Linked DNA regions of Homo sapiens: region 2 is linked to region 1. Evidence: chromatin contacts called from ENCODE Hi-C or POLR2A ChIA-PET data. All regions are on one chromosome and are shown on one strand. The core of a region is the stretch at or near the end of the contact, and the rest is flanking DNA. Distances in the headings are between cores, read along the strand shown.

Evidence for each region. A loop is a pair of places that touch in the nucleus more often than their neighbours do. ChIA-PET counts read pairs that join two places held with the same protein, here RNA polymerase II (POLR2A). Pooled maps may share reads with other maps.
Region 2: a loop to region 1 is called in a map with no recorded cell type, with 4 times the contacts of the local background. The contact joins two enhancer-like sites. A Hi-C loop is called at or near these places in 2 of 168 maps with a recorded cell type or tissue (A673 and endothelial cell of umbilical vein), 1 of 37 single-sample maps with no recorded cell type and 1 of 50 pooled maps. POLR2A ChIA-PET finds 5 or more read pairs at or near these places in 1 of 52 experiments (HEK293).

The regions. Positions count from the first base shown.
Region 1 is chrX:31,480,933-31,485,309 of GRCh38, forward strand. The region is part of intron 57 of DMD (dystrophin); the gene reads right to left. Among named protein-coding and RNA genes, the nearest start is that of FTHL17, 410 kb to the left of the region's middle. Within about 2 kb of position 2,584, at least 2 of the 41 ENCODE cell types and tissues checked have a DNase peak (open chromatin) inside an H3K27ac peak, as active enhancers do; they include endothelial cell of umbilical vein, where a contact is called at or near this core.
Region 2 is chrX:31,543,918-31,548,294 of GRCh38, forward strand. The region is part of intron 55 of DMD (dystrophin); the gene reads right to left. Among named protein-coding and RNA genes, the nearest start is that of FTHL17, 470 kb to the left of the region's middle. Within about 2 kb of position 2,399, at least 3 of the 41 ENCODE cell types and tissues checked have a DNase peak (open chromatin) inside an H3K27ac peak, as active enhancers do; they include endothelial cell of umbilical vein, where a contact is called at or near this core.

The sequences.
Region 1 (4,377 bases), core at 1,334-3,833:
AGGAGAAGCTAGTAATCACATAGAATTCAAAAGCATGAACATGACTTATTCAAGGAAGAGTATGCTAGAGAACATTCCAAGAAGAGGAAAATGCAAGTGCAGAGTCATAGGACATAGTGCAGTATGGTATGTATCGGAATCTCAAGCAGGCCAGTGTTTCTAGAGCATAAAGAACAAGGAGAGGGCATGTCCAAAGATGAAAAAGACACTATTGCTATCTGGAAATACATTAGATTTTTAAACCAGAATTTGAAGCTCTGCCTCTCTATGATCACATATGGTCCACTAAGAGGCTTAGGTGTTGCCTTGAAGGTAATCAGGAACCTTTGAACGGTTTTAACCAAGGGAGTGGCACAGGAATATGTGTGCTTCAAATAGATCTTCCTGATATAAATACAGAGTATGTATTTGAGAAGAACAGAAATGGAATCAGAGAGATAATGAGGCAATTGTAAGAATTCAGTGCAAGATTATGAGGATTTGACTCAGGGCAATGGTACCAGGAAAAATGACAGGGATAGGATAGGGAAATGTCTAAAAATCTGAAGTGTGAAAATTTGGTGACTGAATAGATGCTGGAGAGAAGAGAGAAAAAGAAACAAGAATGACACTTAGTGTCTAGGTTGAGTAGATGAGCAAACGCTGGGTGCAATTCAACTAAGTATGAGGAAATAAACTTTCCTGGATGTCTCAGTTCACCTACAGAAAGCTCTAGCCTCCTGAGAAACTTCCCACACCATGGAGATTAGATCTGTAGCAATTTGTCTAGTTCATTTCTCTGATCCAAGAGGGTCAAACGGTTATAGCTCAGGGTAGGTTCCTAAGCTGAACTCTATGTTGTTAGAAAGACTGGAGTGGGTATCTTTCTAGGTATTTACATTTCAAAAAATATGAAGCCCATACCTTGGAGACATTTCCAGATTGTAAAACATGAGACACACAGGGCTAGCTGGTTTCTGCAGAAGCTGGAATTAGGACTCAGGCCTGTTATGTTTCCACAGAGAACCTTTCAGAATGAGAGATGGATAGCAGCCTCCTTCTCCTTTATAAGCAGAAAAAATGATTTTTCCTAGTCTCCCACTTATGGAGTACCCAGCCACTCAAGTAGGAAAATGTTTCATCAGCGTTCATCATGTTGCCCTAGGGGTAAGTCTTTGGGCAAAGGAAGGGCACAGCAACAATATTTACTGTAAGGTAATTAAATGAAATCTGCCTCTGATTCAGAACCCCTCATGCTCATTCAGGATAAAATTATTGAAGAGTAATATTAAAAATGCAACATGATGGTGTGTGTGTGTGTGTGTGGGGGGGGTGTTCTGTGCATGGGGGACAGAGTAAGGGACTGTGATATGCTCAGCTTGGAAAGCTAACATTCCTTCCACAAGGAAATAATAAATTCTGAGGTTTGAGGAGAAAAAAAATACTTAGGAGTTATTTTCTCATTCAGCTAATATACGTTGAGTGCCTACATATCAAAGTTTAATGGGCAAACAGAGGAACAGGATCTCTTGAGAGATAGAAAAGGAACAAATAGGTGGAGAGATTAGGGGAAATGAGGAGTGTAGAAATTTCAAGGAGAGAGTGAGAATTTTGAGAGGAAGAGGGTGACCAAGTGAGTCCAATGAAACACAGAAGTAAAGTAAGATCAGCATTGCAGAGTGTTCACTAGATGTGCTGAGAGCAATTTCAGTGGAGGGCAGAAGCCTCAGAAGTAGGCATAGCTGAGGAGTGAGTGGAAGAAGGAGTAGGTATTTCAAGTGAAAATCAAATGTTCAATTTTCTTTTTCTGAGAAGGAAAAGAGGAAGACACGACAGGAGGACAGAGAGGATAACAAGACAAAGGGATAAGAAGTTCTTTTTAGCATAGGAATGATTTGAACCTAGAGTGAAAGACGGAAGCTAGCAGTAGGGTAACCAACCATCTTGGTTTGTCCAGCATTGAGTTTTTCAGGATGAGAGACTTTCGATGTTAAAACCAGAATAGTTTCAGGAAAATTGGACAGTCTCAGGAAAACGAGGAAAGTTGGTCACCCTAGATATATGTTACGACCTTGACAGAAGGTGGAGATAATTGTTGGAACAAGGTCTGTAAAATAAGGAAATGGATCTTTTTTTTTTTTTTTTTTTTTTTTGAGATGGAGTCTCGCTCTGTCGCCCAGGCTGGAGTGCAGTGGCGCAATCTCGGCTCACTGCAAGCTCCACCTCCCAGGTTCATGCCATTCTCCTGCCTCAGCCTCCCGAGTAGCTGGGACTACAGGCGCCCGCCACCACGCCCAGCTAATTTTTTGTATTTTTAGTAGAGACGGGGTTTCACCGTGTTAGCCAGGATGGTCTCCATCTCCCAACCTCGTGATCTGCCCGCCTTGGCCTCCCAAAGTGCTGGGATTACAGGCGTGAGCCACCACGCCCGGCCGGAAATGGATCTTAAAGGTCTCATCAAACTTAAAAACTTAAGGCACTAAAAACTTAAAAAGTCCAAGGCACTATTTGATGATATAATTCCATTGTTAAAACTGGACAGTAAATAATTCAAAGCTAAGGAGCATCCATTGTGAGAGACCACGTGTTTGCCCATCGAGTTGTTGCCAAGGACTTAGATCCACCACAGCTGCACAGTTCATTTCTTAAATATGAGTCATTGAAGATTAAAATGAGGCCAAAGAAAAGACAAAGAAAGTTCTGTTATTACAAAGACATAAGCACCATTATTTTCACATTGTTGCCTGAAATTAAGAAAAGAAAGTGGATGGAAGAGAGGGTTAAGTGATTGTATCTTTAGAATTTCAAAAGATTCAGATTAAATACAAAAGGATAAAACTCCCACAAAAAGAGAGAAATAGTTGGTTCAAGGAGGTCAGAGGTTAAAGAAAATGGCAATAATTCTTATCATGTGGGAAAAACTATAAATAACAATATGTAATTTTAAACATGGTTATATGTAAGATCCTCTTTAATTTAGTCACTTAACAAACTTCAAGCAACTACTATGTATCAGACACTGTTCTAGGCAATGAACATCTGTGGTCTTTGTAGCATGGAGCTTAAAACAAATGGCTTTATGTAGTAAAAAAAAAGCAATGTAGAATCTGCATTAAAATAATGGAAAGCCAATTTTTCAGTATCTAATAACTCACCATAAACTGCATGTTGTAGTATAATTTATTGCATTTTAAAAGAAAGAAAAATGAAGACTTTTTTTTAAAAAAAGACAAACAAGAATATTTAATGTCAAGAGCCTTGATTTTGATAAGTGTCTTGTCTCCCAAAAAGGCCTGTTTGAAAGAGGTTTGAGAAAATATATACTCATATATACTGATTTTGTCATATAAATTTTGGTTAATATTTTAAACCAGAGAAGTCAGTTCCTTTATGTGATGATAGAAAAGGTATCAGATATAGATATTTTCTCCCATGTACATACAGAATACGTATTTACAATATTCAGATGTTAGCATTCAGATGTTAAGATAATTACTTCCTGAATCCCTTGAACAGATAAAATTATCTTTGTTAAAACACATCCTCTTCCCCATACCTTTCTTTTCACCTTTCCAAGACAGCCAGACCCAAGGGTCCAAAATAGTGATATGAGAGAATTAGAAGCAATACTAAAGACGTAGAGCACCTCTATGAAAATAAAATATGCAATTTAGAAAATGTTAGGAATACTACACAGATGTTTGTCCTTGAGCTTCTTAAGGTTCACAAAATAAACTTATATGAAGTATGCTACTACACTATTATAGCAATGATAATCTCAAGATAAATCTATTTATTATGAAGGTTGAATTATCTGGTAGATTGCACTTAAAACACCATAGGTACTGGCCAACCGGGTGACTGATTGTTGACTCACTAATTTGTTCATTCAAAAAATATTTATTTTGAACCTATTAGGTACAAAGTTAGGAAAGATATAGAGACTTAATCTTTGTCATTAAGGAGCCAATAGTTTGGTTGAGTAGGTATATTTGTGGTGTATACTTTTATATTATGAATGTTTCATCCATGCAAATTGAGATACAGATAAGTTAGGGTTTACCTAAGGCCATCAGTTAATTACACACTTTGAATCTAAATCTTGCAATTCTAAAGTGAAGCTGAAAGTGAGTGATAACAAAACATAAAATCTCCCTGACTTAGAATAATTTGGAAGCCACATAAGTGGAAAATCCTAATGGCCATGGAAGAAATCAGAAACTTAAAAAATTCCTGAAAGTAATAGAGAAGAACCAAGTTATTGATTATTATTATTTTTATTTATTTATTTATTTATTTTTGAGACGGAGTCTCGCTCTGTCACCCAGTCTGGAGTGCAGTGGCACGATCTCGGCTTACTGCAACCTCTGCCTCCTGGGTTCAAGTGATTCTCCTGCC
Region 2 (4,377 bases), core at 1,149-3,648, 63 kb after region 1:
GTATCTTCCTCAATTCAGCAGAAAAGAGGTCAAGTTTCAAAAGACATTGGGAAGTGTGGGTGACCCTCAAGAATTTAGATAAGAAGAGGAAAACTGTCAGAGTCATTTGGTTAAGGTATTGATAAGATTCAAGCTATGCGGCTGGGTGCGGTGGCTCAGCACTTTGGGAGGCCGAAGTGGGCGGACCACGAGGTCAGGAGTTCAAGACCAGTCCGGCTAACATGGTGAAACCCCATCTCTACTAAAGATACAAAAAATTTGCCAGGCATGGTGGCATGTGCCTGTAATCCCAGTTACTCGGGAGGCTGAGGCAGGAGAATCACTTGAACTTGGGAGGTGGAGGTTGTAGTGAGCCGAGATTGTGCCATTGCACTCCAGCCTGGGTTACAGGGTGAGACTCCGTCTCAAAAAAAAAAAAAAAAAAGGATTCAAGTTACGCTACTCCAAAATCCACAATATGGCAGCTTGGTATTTGAGAAGACAGCAGAAGCAGGATGGTCACTCTCACCTTCCCCTTCCCCCTTCTCCCCTGAAGCAGGTCATGAGACTATCATACCAGAGGTGCCCTTACTATACTGGAAGGAAAGGAAAATTTTTACCTCTGAAAACACAGGGACACAGGAGGTTCTGCAGAAACAGGCCTTGCTGTGGTCACCCCAGTTTATTACCATTCCCCTTTGTCCAGTCATACTGGACATCTACTTTTCCTCAAATCAGAGCATAAAAATACACACTTTTCCCTGATTCTTTGGGTCATTTCTGAAGGCTCCTGTGTCATGTGAAACTTATATTAAATAAATTCGCATGCTTTTATGTTGTTGATTTGTCCTTCATTATAGGTGCCTCAGCCATGAACCTAGCGATGGGTGAGAAAAGAGATCTTTTCTCCCCTGTAAGAGTCAAGTAGATTCTAAAATTCTAAACAAGCAGGTTTCGGGTTCTCAGAAAACAGGGGGTTGACAAGAATGGTTCTGACATAGCCCAAACTGTGAAAACTGAATTATGATTCCAAGGCAATAGCATTTAATACTCATGCTTGTTGAATAGGCAAGGGCTTCCAGAAGGAAGATCAGAGCCTGGTCTTTTCATCTCTGGAAACCTAGATGTGGTTTACTCTTAGAATGAAAAAGGGCTAAGTCTTCCTGGGGCTCTAAGGACTCTCCCTGTGTTGAATAGAAAAAGGGATAAACCTTCAACTGGGTTTGTAAAATATCGTTGTTCCATGGAATCAAATTCAAGACCAAGGTCAAAAGTGATGGTCACATCTTGCTTTCTCTGACCCTACCCAGGATCAGAACCAGAGCCTTCAGCTGGCAGCCCATTCCTTCTGCTGCTGAAACCAATCCTCACCAGCCAGGCAATTCAGCAGAAGCTCACTCAGGGACAGCATGGAAGAGGCGTGAGATGAATATCGCTGCTGCCATTCTGTTAACCGGTGTGAGCTCTAGACTTCATCATGATTACTATATTTCCTTCTGCCTTCTGGGATTCCTTCTGACACTTGTTTCAGTTTAAGAACCATGTTTCTTTCTCAAATCATTTTCCTTATGCTGTTTCTTCACAGGAATGATACACTTTTCTCATCATAATTTTTGAAAATATGTTGCAAAAAAATACTGTGTGCTATCTGCAGTGATTATTCTTTCCTTTGCCTTAAAAAGAAAGTATTCTAGGGAAAGGATGGAAAACACCACAGAAGTTGTGAGAATGGGCATTTGTGATTTCTAACAAGGATTTGTCAGCCTTTGACTGCTCTGGACTTTACCAGCCACAGTTGCTGAAGACATGCAGGGTGAAAGATCAGCCCTTACAGCTCTAAATCAATGAACTCCTTAAACCTGCCCCCAAATGTATCAGGAGCTGGACCCTCCACTAGCAGGCAGGGTCTGAGATTTCCTTGAGCACTCACTATGTGCGAGTTACTGTCCTAAATAAGTCCAGTGTAGTAATTCACTTCATTCTAATAACAACCCTATGAGGTCATTAATCTTCACTGCGGATACAAAGAAACTGAGGTATATAGAGGTGACTCAGCTAGAATGTGGCAGTCAAGTTACAGGAAATTTATACCATTCTTTACAACTGCCTTTCCTGAAGTAATGGCTGTGTATAATATTGTTAAGATTGGGTCGACAAAAATCAACCAGTCAAATATTAGAAGCCCAAGCCCCGCCAACAGATGGATTCCTGTATTAGATGATTTTCCCGAGTCTTCTAACGACAAAAACAGCAATGGCAGCAGCATTATCTGCAAATATTTATGAGTACTTAATTGTGTTGTGCCACATACCATATTAAGTGGTTTCCATGTGTTAAATCAATGTAATCCCAGTATCCAGTGGGCGTCAGCAGAGCTGCCTTGAGCTGCAACCTCTTTCATTAGCAACCAGCTTAGATCCCTTAGTCATTTTGGCTGGGCTACTCTGGTGGTGATTCATACCCCAGGGCCTTGCCTGAGCTGAAGCTAGAACGTGGCTTTGCACCCTGGAAACCTGCCTATATTTTGCCAGTTTTCTCCCCTTAAGGAACTGAAACCTAGCTGGTACCTAAGAATTGCTTCTTTCTAAATAAAGCCTACTATGGCCACACCACCTTCCCAAACTAAGGTGCTGACCGATGCTCTCCTCTCCTTCTACCAGATTCCAACCTTTAGTTATTCATATTTTAGTCATTTCACTTAACTTTACAACTTCCTCTTGCCCACTGATTTTGGAATAGCTGGTTTCCTTTCTTGAAGACTTGAATACCAATTACCAGGGCAGCCCTCTAGCCTCCTGTCTCCAGCAGTTAGCTGCTACAGACATTATGCTTCTTGTCAGAGGCAATGTGGGTCATGCTTTACCTCTAAACAGAATAGCCCCCTATCTATGACATAGAATAGGAAATGCCTGCAGGCAGGGATCTGGTCTTATTAATCTTCATATCTCTAACACTCTTTCTGTTCTTAGCACATAGACTATTCTTAATACGTGAATGAATGAAGGAATGAAGAATGAATGAACGGCTATTGAAAGATATCAATCTTCATTTTCCTTTCCCACTGTTAAAAATCAAAGCGATAACTCAAATTTCCAATTAGAATGAAACATACCAGTTCTAGTTGGTATTCTGACAGAAAAAATTATACTGCAGGTTATATTTTTACACTAAAATTTTCCATCACGTAACTGGAATTAATTTATTCCAAGATAGTAGAAATGTATTGGTGCAGTATGAAATGAAGGGGATTTAAATAACATAATAAAAAGAAGAACATTACAATCTGTTTAACATAACCTAACCCTGGGAAGATTAATAGCTTTCAATTCATACAAAGACTGAAGTCTACAATTTCATATACACATGGTCTTATTAAAAATGAAAGCTGGTTATAATGAAATGCTAGCACCACGCTAAGATTGGCATGGTGTATGAAATAGACAAACTAACAGTGTGGCAATAGTTGGAGGTGGAATTTCATAGGATAACTTTTTAGTTCCAAAATGGTCAAATCACACAATGGCTGGAGATATAATTAAGAATTAGGCTCTAAAAACAAATTCTGAAACAGAAGGTAATTAATATATCTTCGGGGAAAGCTGGATTTTTAATGAATCAGACATGACCGCAGAGAAAGGCTCGATGTTGCCCTGTACTCTCTTAGTCTGGTTAGCTAAAACCACCCCACACTAGGGACCTCCTAGTGCATGGGGTTAAATTTCACATTTGTGAGCAGTAAGCATGTGTTTGCTGGCACTCTTGCAGCATACTGGGCATGCTGTGGAAGGATCAGAGAATTTTTGGAATTGTGCACTAAATGTCTTTGTTCTATACAGTTTTAAATAAATGAGTCATTTTCAGACTTGGAGTTTTTCTTTAAATCTGTTGGTATAAAATCCTATTTTCTAAATGAAACCATACTCAAAAGTGGAATATATGAAAGAGATAAAAGATGAAAGTATTCAAGTGGGTTAGGGAACCTTGGAAAGAGCCCATTCAATCCCTCTTCCCATCTCTCCCTTTGGCCTCTGAGGCACCTTGCAGAACTTTCTAGAATGACTTGAATGGTTTGCATGGTTTGAATTCGATTTGCATGGTCTGAAAGCCTCCAGATCTGGAGCAACACTCATACTTTTCAGGTGAGGTAACTGGGATTTAAGAAGTTCAGGGATTTTTGCAAAATCACACCGACAAGTAAATCAGTTGAGAGGGAAGGAACCAGAGTATTTTCGTAGCACCAGGTCTTGGGGCTTTTGACTTCAATTTCTCATTGCCCTGCCCCCTGGAACAGTGCCACTCAATGGTTCATAGGTTGCCAGCATGAGTGTCATCACCTGGGAGCTGGTTAGCAATGCAGAATCGCAGGCCTTGCCACAGACCTGCTAAATCAGAATCTCT